2 separate regions of the Homo sapiens genome follow, and region 1 is linked to region 2. The links are chromatin contacts, found by Hi-C or POLR2A ChIA-PET in ENCODE. All regions are on one chromosome and are shown on one strand. Each heading gives the region's core, a stretch centred on a gene start or an enhancer-like site at or near the end of the contact. The rest is flanking DNA. Distances are from core to core; before and after follow the strand shown. Region 1 holds the start of IGFLR1 (IGF like family receptor 1). Region 2 overlaps LOC105372379 (a long non-coding RNA gene).

Region 1 (5,019 bases), core at 1,321-3,820, 530 kb before region 2:
CCCACCGCCCGGCTTTTTTTCTCATTGGACCTTTCTGCAGGCTCCTCCCACCGGTCTTCGTGCCGTTTTCCCGGGAACTTGGTCGCGCCCCCATGCGTACAGGCTACACACGGCGGCTGTTCATCTTTGCCAGTCCCTTCCATCCCGCTGTTCATCCTTGCCAGTCCCCTCCATCCCTTTTCTGGTTTCTTAGGGGCAAAGGATCGCCGATGCACTCATGATGCTTAGGCTGGGGTGTAAGGTTCCACCCCCAACCTTCATGCCTCACTCTCTGTTCATGCAGCCCTGCCCTCTGAGCTCAGGCCCCGCCCCTTTTAAATTCTGTGCAGACCATAGTGCTGCTCAACCTGTACCGGAATCCACAGAACACAGCCCAAACTGCAGACGGATCACACTGTGAGTAAGGGACCAGGCCTGGGGGCAAGGTGAACAGCCCCCAGTAGGCTACACTCTGATTCCACCCTGCCCGCCCCCACCCCAGGTCATGTGAGTGACGTGGAGGTGCAGGAGCACTATGATAGCTTCTTCGAGGTGAGGGTTGGTAGGGGCAGATGGGGTTTCTTGTGGGAGCTCAGCTGAGTTCCTCCCCGTCTTCCACAGGAGGTGTTCACAGAACTGCAGGAGAAGTATGGGGAGATTGAAGAGATGAATGTGTGCGACAACCTTGGGGACCACCTCGTGGGCAACGTCTATGTCAAGGTGCTTGCTGCCCCCCACTTAGGGCCCAGAAGTGGAGGCGTTTCAATGCCTGATGGTGGCCACTGTAGGCTCTCAGCTTGAATTTCATCACTAAATCCAGTCCAGCCCCAGAGCGGGTAGTGAGTCCCCTGAAGATCTCTGAGTTCTCCTGCTGACCCTGACTGACATTTCCTGCAGTTCCGGAGGGAGGAGGATGGAGAGCGGGCCGTGGCTGAACTCAGTAACCGCTGGTTCAACGGGCAGGCTGTGCACGGTGAGCTGTCTCCTGTCACTGACTTCCGGGAGTCATGCTGTCGCCAGTATGAGATGGGGTATGGTAGTTCAAGGGTGGGATGGGCACTTGGAATCCCAGACTTTGAATGCGTGGTAGGGGCTGTCAGTGACAATGGCTTCCTCCATCTCTCTACCCTCTATGCAGGGAATGTACCCGAGGTGGCTTCTGCAACTTCATGCATCTGCGGCCCATTTCCCAGAACCTCCAGAGGCAGCTCTATGGGCGGGGACCCAGGCGCAGGTACCTCAGGACCAGCCTGCTATGTCTCCTCATGTCCTAAGGCCCCTATATCCTCAGATGAGCCTAACCCTAAGCCCCAGTAACCACGTTCCCAAGAATCTTTTTTTTTTTTTTTTTTTTTTGAGATGGAGCCTCACTCTGTTGCCCAGGCTGGAGTGCATTGGCACCATCTTGGTTCATGGCAACTTCCGCCTCCCGGGTTCAAGCAATTCTCTGCCTCAGCCTCCCAAATAGCTGGGATTACAGGCACCTGCCACCATGCCCGGCTAATTTTTGTGTTTTTAGTAGAGATGGGGTTTCACCATCTTGGCCAGGCTGGTCTGAACTCCTAACCTCGTGATCCACCTGCCTCACCCTCCCAAAGTGCTGGGATTACAGGCGTGAGCCACCACTCCCGGCTGACTGTTTTTTTTTTTTTTTTTTTTTTTTTTTTTTGAGACGGAGTTTTGCTCTTCTTCCGCAGGCTGGAGTGCAAAGGCGCAGTCTTGGCTCAGTGCAACCTCTGCCTCCCAGGTTCAAGCAATTCTCCTTTCTCAGCCTCCCAAGTAGCTGGGATTATAGGCACCTGCCACCATGCCTGGCTAATTTTTGTATTTTTAGTAGAGATGGGGTTTCACCACGTTGGCCAGCCTGGTCTCGAACTCCGGACCTCAGGTAATCCACCCATCTCGGCCTCCCAAAGTGTGGGGATTACAGGCGTGAACCACTGCGCCCGGTCATTCCCAAGACTCTTATACCCTAAGAGTAGTTCTGAGCTCCATCTGGAGACCAGTACCTAAGTCCCAATCCCCAAACCAGCCTGAACCCCTAATCCACGACCAGCCTGGATTGCCACCCCTGATACTGGCCACTGAGTTCCCCTGATACTGGCCACTGAGGTCGTGTCTTAGAACTCTAGTTATTTCAGCACCCTCCTGCCTCATCCCAGAGCAGAGAGGCAGGCCTGCAGGATCTCTGCACCACTCCTCAGGGTTCTAACAGAACTCTCAACGCTCCTATTCCCAGGTCACCCCCGAGGTTCCATACTGGCCACCATCCCCGAGAGAGGAACCATCGGTGTTCCCCTGATCACTGGCATGGCCGCTTCTGAGGCCCTGGCCCCCTTACCCTTCACCCCCAACAGGGACAGATGTTCCTGGCAGGACCTCTCCTCAAAGCCCCCTTCACTCTCCTGCCCCATCCTTCCCAGGCTCCCGGGCTCCATAATGTAATCTGTTCAGCATGGAGACCTTCTTCTACCGCCCCTGTCTTAATAAAGCTGCGTGTTTCACTTCGGCATCAACTTGCTTTTGCTGTGGTTTGGCATTTCCCTCCACCCACACATGTGACGAAAAGGGGAAACAAGACTGGGTCCTGGCCACAACTTCAGCTGAGGAACTTGGCACGGCCAGCTTGGGACCCAGGACCCTAACGGTACTGGTAGGGTGGGGACACCTTTGTGCTGAAAACCTTAGCACCTCCATCTGAGGCTTATTCAAGGGGGAGAGACCTGGTTGTGGCAGGTGGGAGGAGCCCTAGCCCCAAGGAGATTAGGATTCAAAGGTGAGGTGAGGTGCTGGGAGGTGGTCTCCAGCCAGTATGGGGCTGACTCCTCCGTGCCTGCCGAATTGTGATGGGAGTTAGTAATGCCTTACACTTAAACACTGAGTTTACTGTATGTGAGGTGCTGTTTTCAGCACTTTAGTTTGTTTTTGTTTTTTTTAAGGAGTTTCATTCCTGTTGCCCAGGCTGGAGTGCAATGGCACGATCTCAGCTCACTGCAGCCTCCACTTCCCAGGTTCAAGCAATTCTGCCTCAGCCTCCCAAGTAGCTGGGATTTACAGGCATGCGCTACCACGCCCGGCTAATTTTGTATTTTTAATAGAGACAGGGTTTCACCATGTAGGCCAGGCTGGTTTTGAACTACTGACCTCAGGTGATCCACCCACCTGGGCCTCCCAAAGTGTTGGGATTACAGGCATGAGCCACTGCGCCCGGCGGCCAGTTTTTTTTGTTTTTAGAGATGAGGTCTTGCTGTGTTGCCCAGGCTGGTCTGTAATTCATGGCTCAAGCAATCCTCCTACCTTGGCCTCCCTAGTAGCAGGGACTACAGACGTGAGCCACTGCACTTGGCAAAGTGCTTTGCTGTTTTTTTTTTTTTTTTTTTTTTTTGTAAAGATGGGGTTTCATTTTGTTGTCCAGGCTGATCTCTCGAACTCCTGGGCTCAAGTGATCCTCCTGTCTTGGCCTCCCAAAGTGTTGGGATTACAGGCATGAGCCACCACACCCAGCCCCTGCTTTACTTCTAATGACGGTTCTAATTCTCCACAATAACCCTATGAGACAGGTGCTATCATTGTCTTATTTTAGGGATGGAAAAGGGAGGGTGGGTGGGTGAGGACACGGCAGAGGTGGGATATGCATTCTTGCAATCTAGATCCGCAGCCCTGTTAGTCCCCTAGTGGCCTTGTGGGCTTCTCTGATAACCGGCTCAGTTGGGGGATGAGGGCTCGGGGGTAGATTCCCGGCTTCCGAAGAGGCGTGAGAATTCTGTTCCCCCACATCACCGCGTCCTTTCTTCTGCCCGATTTCCCCGGAAAGTGTAGCAGAGGCGCTGTGTTTGGAAGTCCCGCTATCACGGCCCCCCAGATGGGGCCTGGACGATGCCTCCTGACGGCCTTGTTGCTTCTGGCCCTGGCGCCACCGCCGGAAGCCTCCCAGTACTGCGGCCGCCTTGAATACTGGAACCCAGACAACAAGTGCTGCAGCAGCTGCCTGCAACGCTTCGGGCCGCCCCCCTGCCCGGGTGAGAATCCGAGACCGAGCCTTGCTTGGGCGGAGCTTGCAGGTGATAGGGAGCGGGGAAGGGGCGAGGTCTGTGGGCTACGGGCCAGAGAGGCTTGCTTAGGGGTCTAAGCGGTGGGCCTTATGCAGATCAGACAGGGATGGCAGGCAGAGCCTGTGCAGATAGTGCGGGCTACCGTAGGGCAACAGCGAATGGATATGGCTGGAGAGGCGGGATAGGGGCCGCGTGGAAAGGGTGGGCTTTATGTAGAGAAGCCGGGAGTGGGCGGAGCTTCGTGCGGAGCAGGCTGGAGGGGGGTGAAAAGGCGAGCCCGGAGAAAAGTGACAAGACCGGGGCGCACGCTAATAGGCTGGAAGCGTCCTGGAGGGGCGGGGCACGCTGGGATAGGGCGAAGGGAGAGGGCGTTGCCCGCGCAGGGGCGGGCTAGGCGGCCGCACTGGAGCGCAGCTTTCCCGCTAGACTATGAGTTCCGGGAAAACTGCGGACTCAATGACCACGGCGATTTCGTAACGCCCCCGTTCCGAAAGTGTTCTTCTGGGCAGTGCAACCCCGACGGCGCGGAGCTATGTAGCCCCTGCGGCGGCGGAGCCGTGACCCCTACTCCCGCCGCGGGCGGGGGCAGAACCCCGTGGCGCTGCAGAGAGGTGCAGATGGGACTCCCGGCAGGGCAAGGGCGTGCTGGAGGTGGGGGGCCTAGATGTAGGGAGCCGGCGTAGCCCCACGTAAGGGGTGGGGCCGTGGTTTCAGGAGGTGGCTGGCCTGCAGGGGTCGGGAGGTCCTAGGTTAAGGTAGTTGGGCCTTGCGGGGCCCAACTACCTTATCAGATACCGTATCAGATGGGATGTGGCCCCATTAAAGGATATAAAGTTGGGAGGTTTGGGAGCGGGCAGGAGTGGAGTGTGGCCTCCAGCTTTACTCCAACCCCTTATCCCCAGAGGCCGGTCCCTGCCAAGGGGCACTGCCCCCTCACACCTGGAAACCCAGGCGCCCCTAGCTCCCAGGAGCGCAGCTCACCAGCAAG
Region 2 (4,945 bases), core at 288-2,787:
AGCCAGGATGGTCTCGATCTCCTGACCTCGTGATCCGCCTGCCTCGGCCTCCCAAAGTGCTGGGATTATAGGCGTGAGACACCGTGCCCGGCCTAGTTTTTGTATTTTTAGTAGAGATGGGGTTTTGCCATGTTGGCCAGGCTGGTCTTGAACTCCTGACCTCAAGTGATATGCCCACCTCAGTCTTCCCAAGTACTGAGATTACAGGTGTGAGCCCCCAGGCCCGGCCTAAAATGCTTTATTTCTTGTCTCTCCTTTCTTCATTCCTTTCCCCCTTCCTTTCCTCTTTTTCCTTTATTTCTTCATCTCTTTTATTCAAGGCAATAAACATGATATTAGCAATTGCTGATGTTAGAATGGGCTCACAAGTATCCCAAGTCTTCCTCGCCCAGCCTCTGTTGATTCTCAAGTACATACCACGATTCCCCCCATTTCACGGACATGGTGGGAATGCCAGGGCGGCTCCTCCCAGCTGAGTCCCCAGTGCATTTGGTTTGCTCCTGTCACTGACACCCGTGGTGTTGTGGCCACTGAGGCTGAAATCCAAAAGAGGGCACCAGAAATGCATCGAGAAAGTGCCCACCCTTGAGGAAATCTGATGTTCGATTTGTCCTTACTCTGCAGTGATCTTTTTTGGTGGGAGGTTCCTGGAGGTGTCCCCATTGCCTTTCATGGGGTCTCCTCTCTGTGCCTAAGTTTCCCCCTATGTAAAATGGGGTTAGCACTGGTACCTACCTCATTCTTATTGTTGGGAGGATTAAACTGTAAGGAGTGCTTAGAACAGTGCTTTGGCAGCATGTGCGTCACAAATGTTTCCTGTTGTTGGTGGCGCTGTTGTTATTAGACCCTGGCTTTGGAAGCTGGGTCAGACACCTAGCAAAACCCTCTGCCTGGGTGTGCCCACGGGGACTGTTCTGGGCCGCAAGCTTCCAAGCTGAAGCCTGCCCTGCAGGCAGGATGTCCGGCCTCCAACCGCAGCCTCCAAATCTTGATCAACAACTCTGATTTTATTGCCTCTCTGCCCAGATATCATCAGTGGGGGCATGGACGCTTACATGAATGCTTGGGGTCTCATAAGGGGCACTCTGCAGATTCCAAGATTCACAGCTTCTGGCCTCATGTCCTGACTGCCCCCCACTCCCAGCCCCTGGTATGCTGGTGTTGCCACAGTGTCCAGCCACCTATCTCTCCTCCACCACCTCTTCCTTCCTCCAGAGGCAAGCAGTAGTCACATTTCTGTTGTCATGTGTCTCTCACAATTTCCACATTTTTTTTTTTTTTTCAGAGACAGGGTCTTGTTCTGTTGCCCAGGCTGGAGTGCAGTTGTGCAATCATAGCTCACTGAAGCCTTGAACTCCTGGGCTCAAACAATCCTCCCACCTCAGCCTCCTGAGTAGCTAGGACTACAGGCATGCACCACCATGCCCTGCTAATTTTTAATTTTATTTATTTATTTATTTTTTCATTGAGACAGAGTTTCGCTCTTGTCGTCCAGGCTGGAGTGCACTGGCGCGATCTCGGCTCACTGCAATCTCTGTCTCCCATGGTTCAAGCGATTCTCCTGTCTCAGCTTCCTGAGTAACTGGGATTACAGGTACCTGCCACCATGCCTGGTTAATTTTTGTATTTTTAATAAAGACAGGATTTCACCACGTTGTCCAGGCTGGTCTCGAACTCCTGACCTCAGGTGATCCACCTGCCTCAGCCTCCCAAAGTGCTGGGATTACAGGCATGAGCCACCGTGCCCACCTAATTTTTAATTTTTTTTTTTTTGTAGAGACAGGGTCTCACTATGTGGCCCAGGCTGGTCTCAAACTCCTAACCTCAAGTGATCCTCCCACGTTGGCCTCCCACATGGTGGGATTACAGGCGTGGGCCACCACGCCCAGCTGCCTCTGCATGTCTTAAGGAGATGTTTATGCCACTGATTTGTGATTGTCAACGTTACCACAGAGCCCTTCTCTGTTGACTTCCTGCCCTGGAAGGGGAGGAGTGGATTCAGACCACTCCCCTTCTGATGTAATGATGCCACGCAACCTCCCTGGTCTCAGGGTCCACATCTGTGAATGAGAATAACAGTATCTATCTCAGAAGGTTGTAGTGAGGAGTGAACAAATTCATTCACACGAAGCACTGAGAACGGGCTTTGCCCACAGTACAGGCAGTGTGTGAACTCTCACTGTTGTTCATAACTATGATCATCATCACTTTTATTTTATTTTATTTTATTTTATTTTATTTTTTGACACGGAGTCTCACTCTGTCACCCGGGCTGGAGTGCAGTGATATGATCTCAGATCACTGCAACCTCTGCCTCCCGGGTTCAAGTGATTCTCCTGAGTAGCTGGGATTACAAGCATGCGCTGTCACGCCTGGCTAATTTTTGTATTTTTGGTAGAGATGGTGTTTCACCATGTTGGCCAGGCTGGTCTCAAACTCCTGACCTCAGGTGATCGATCCACCTGCCTCAGCTTCCCAAAGTGCTGGGATTACAGGCGTGAGCCACCGCACCTGGCCCCATCATCTAGATTCTACAATTGTTAACATTTTTCTGTATTTACTTTATTACATATCTATCAGTCCATTCCTCTATCAAGTCATCTGATTTTTTAAAAATGTATTTTTAAAGAAGGTTAAAGAATTTTAAAGCAGACATCAGTACTCTTTACCCTTAAACATTTCAGGATTCATATCACCAACTGGAGTTCAATGTTTGCAGTTATCTTTGAGATTTTATAAATTTGCATGCAATGAAATGCACACATATGAAACATCCATTTGCTGAATTTCTTAGTATTGTCATTATTATTTAGAGATGCGCTCCCACTCTGTACCCCAGACTGGAGTGCAGTGGTGTGATCATAGTTTACTGCAGCCTTGACCTCCTGGGCTCAAGCGATCCTTCTGCCTCAGCCTTGAAAGTAACTGGTACTACAGAAATATGCCACCACGCCTGGCTAATTTTTTTTTTTTTTCTCCACAGGGTGAGTTCTATGCCTGGGGAATTAAAACAATTTTTTTTTTAAAAGAGATAAGGTCTTTCTGTGTTGCACAGACTGGTCTTGACCTCCTGGCCTCAAGTGATCCCCATGCATCAGCCTCCTCAGTAGCTGAGATTACAGGCATGAGCCACTGTTCCCATCTCCATTTGCTGAGTTTTGACCAATGAATGCACTTATGTAATAAGTATACGCTTCTGCTTTAGACTACAAGCCCCTGTTAAGATAAAGAACATCTCCGTGACCCCTGCAAAATCCCCTTATGCCCCTTCCCAGATAATCCCCACCTCCACTCCATCCCCAAAGGCAATCATGGTTTTGATATTTTTATACCTTTACTTTAAATTTTCAGGATGGATGACAGGTGTGTGCTGGGAGGGACCTTAGTTAAATTTTGTGATTGGCGGCTAGAATTGAAAAAAAACAAAAACAAAAACAAAAAAACAAAAAAATACCTCATTGCGGCCAGGCGTGGTGGCTCATGCCTGTAATCCCAGCACTTTGGGAGGCCAAGGTGGGCGGATAGCTTGAGGTCAGGAGTTTGAGACCAGCCTGGCCAACATAGTGAAACCCCATCTCTACTAAAAATACAAAACTTAGCCCAATGTGGTAGTGGGCACCTGTAATCTTAACTACCTGGGAGGCTGAGGCAGGAGAATTGCTGGAACCAGGAGGTTGTAGTGAGCTGAGATGGCACCACTTTACTCCAGCCTGGGCAACAGAGCAAGACTCCATCTTAAAAAAAAAAAAGAAAACCTCGTTGCTCCCTCCTGTGGAATATGGATACCTAATTAACATGATCACATACAGCAATGACTGGCTTGGAGGGGAGGAGGCATCCTCAGTGCTGAAAGGTGGGACAATGTCCACTGAGGGCTCTGGTCCTAGCACTGAATGAGCCAGGCTCTTTCAATTCCTGGATAAGCACTTGTTCACCCATTGTATGTGGACCACTTACCCTGGCTGCCTCATGTAGGATGCTGTTGGCTGCAAGTAAGAGAAGAATAAATTCCAAACATCTTAAAACAATAAGGATGCCAGGCACAGTGGCTCGTGCCTGTAATCCCAGCACTTTGGGAGGCCGAGGCAGGCAGATCGCGAGGTCAGGAGATTGAGATCATCCTGGCTAACACGGTGAAACCCCGTCTCTACTAAAAATCCAAAAAAATAACTAGGCATGGTGGCGGTCGCCTGTAGTCCCAGCTACTCGGGAGGCTGAGGCAGGAGAATGGCGTGAACTCAGGAGATTGAGATCATCCTGGCTAACACGGTGAAACCCCGTCTCTACTAAAAATCCAAAAAAATAACTAGGCATGGTGGCGGTCGCCTGTAGTCCCAGCTACTCGGGAGGCTGAGGCAGGAGAATGGCGTGAACTCAGGAGGTGGATCTTGCAGTGAGCCGAGATCGCGCCACTGCACTCCCGCCTGGGGGACAGAGCCAGACTCCATCTCAAAAAAAAAAAGCAATAAGGACACGTATTATTTTACAGAACTGCTGGTCCCCCAAAGGCGGGGAGGTTCTCCAGGGGTCAATGCATCAGTTGAATGATGTTCTTATAGACTCAGGCTCCTCAGCATGTGGGCAATGTCATCCCTCACGGTGGTAACGTGGCTGCCACAGCCCCAGCCATCATTTCCTATAGGTGCAAAGCATCACAACCGTATACTTCCTCTTGCTAAAATCCTACTCTACCCATTTCCTTTCTGTATTTTCAGTGTTTAGCCTCTCTGATTCTGCTCTTACTACTAACTCATGAGATTTCAACTCATGGCGACTATAGGTGCTCCGAAGTGCTAATGAAAGAAATTGCAGAAAGAAAAGAAGAAAAATGATGTCTTTCTCTGTGGCTTCAGAATCATCCTCAGCATCATAAAACTCTGTTTGCAAATATTCTTTGCAGGCCGCAGGGACTTCAGAGATCATCAGTATGTCTTGTCAAAGAAAC

Evidence for each region. A loop is a pair of places that touch in the nucleus more often than their neighbours do. ChIA-PET counts read pairs that join two places held with the same protein, here RNA polymerase II (POLR2A). Pooled maps may share reads with other maps.
Region 1: a loop to region 2 is called in a map of naive thymus-derived CD4-positive, alpha-beta T cell, with 11 times the contacts of the local background. The contact joins the promoter of IGFLR1 here to the enhancer-like site in region 2. A Hi-C loop is called at or near these places in 1 of 168 maps with a recorded cell type or tissue (naive thymus-derived CD4-positive, alpha-beta T cell) and 8 of 50 pooled maps. POLR2A ChIA-PET finds 5 or more read pairs at or near these places in 2 of 52 experiments (CD8-positive, alpha-beta memory T cell and GM10248).

Annotation. Positions count from the first base shown.
Region 1 is chr19:35,740,003-35,745,021 of GRCh38, reverse strand. It overlaps IGFLR1 (IGF like family receptor 1), which reads left to right and starts at 2,570. Exons shown (of 5, transcript NM_024660.4): 1 at 2,570-2,626; 2 at 3,799-3,998; 3 at 4,458-4,642; 4 at 4,934-5,019. The coding sequence starts at 3,842. It overlaps U2AF1L4 (U2 small nuclear RNA auxiliary factor 1 like 4), which reads left to right. Exons shown (of 6, transcript NM_001040425.3): 3 at 601-699; 4 at 877-1,010; 5 at 1,118-1,213; 6 at 2,219-2,495. The coding sequence ends at 2,303. RefSeq lists silencers at 892-1,052, 4,355-4,484 and enhancers at 2,388-2,817, 4,165-4,274, 4,622-5,019.
Region 2 is chr19:35,207,988-35,212,932 of GRCh38, reverse strand. All of the region lies in intron 2 of LOC105372379 (a long non-coding RNA gene), which reads right to left. Among named protein-coding and RNA genes, the nearest start is that of FAM187B, 18 kb to the left of the region's middle. RefSeq lists an enhancer at 445-1,256. Within about 2 kb of position 1,537, at least 20 of the 41 ENCODE cell types and tissues checked have a DNase peak (open chromatin) inside an H3K27ac peak, as active enhancers do.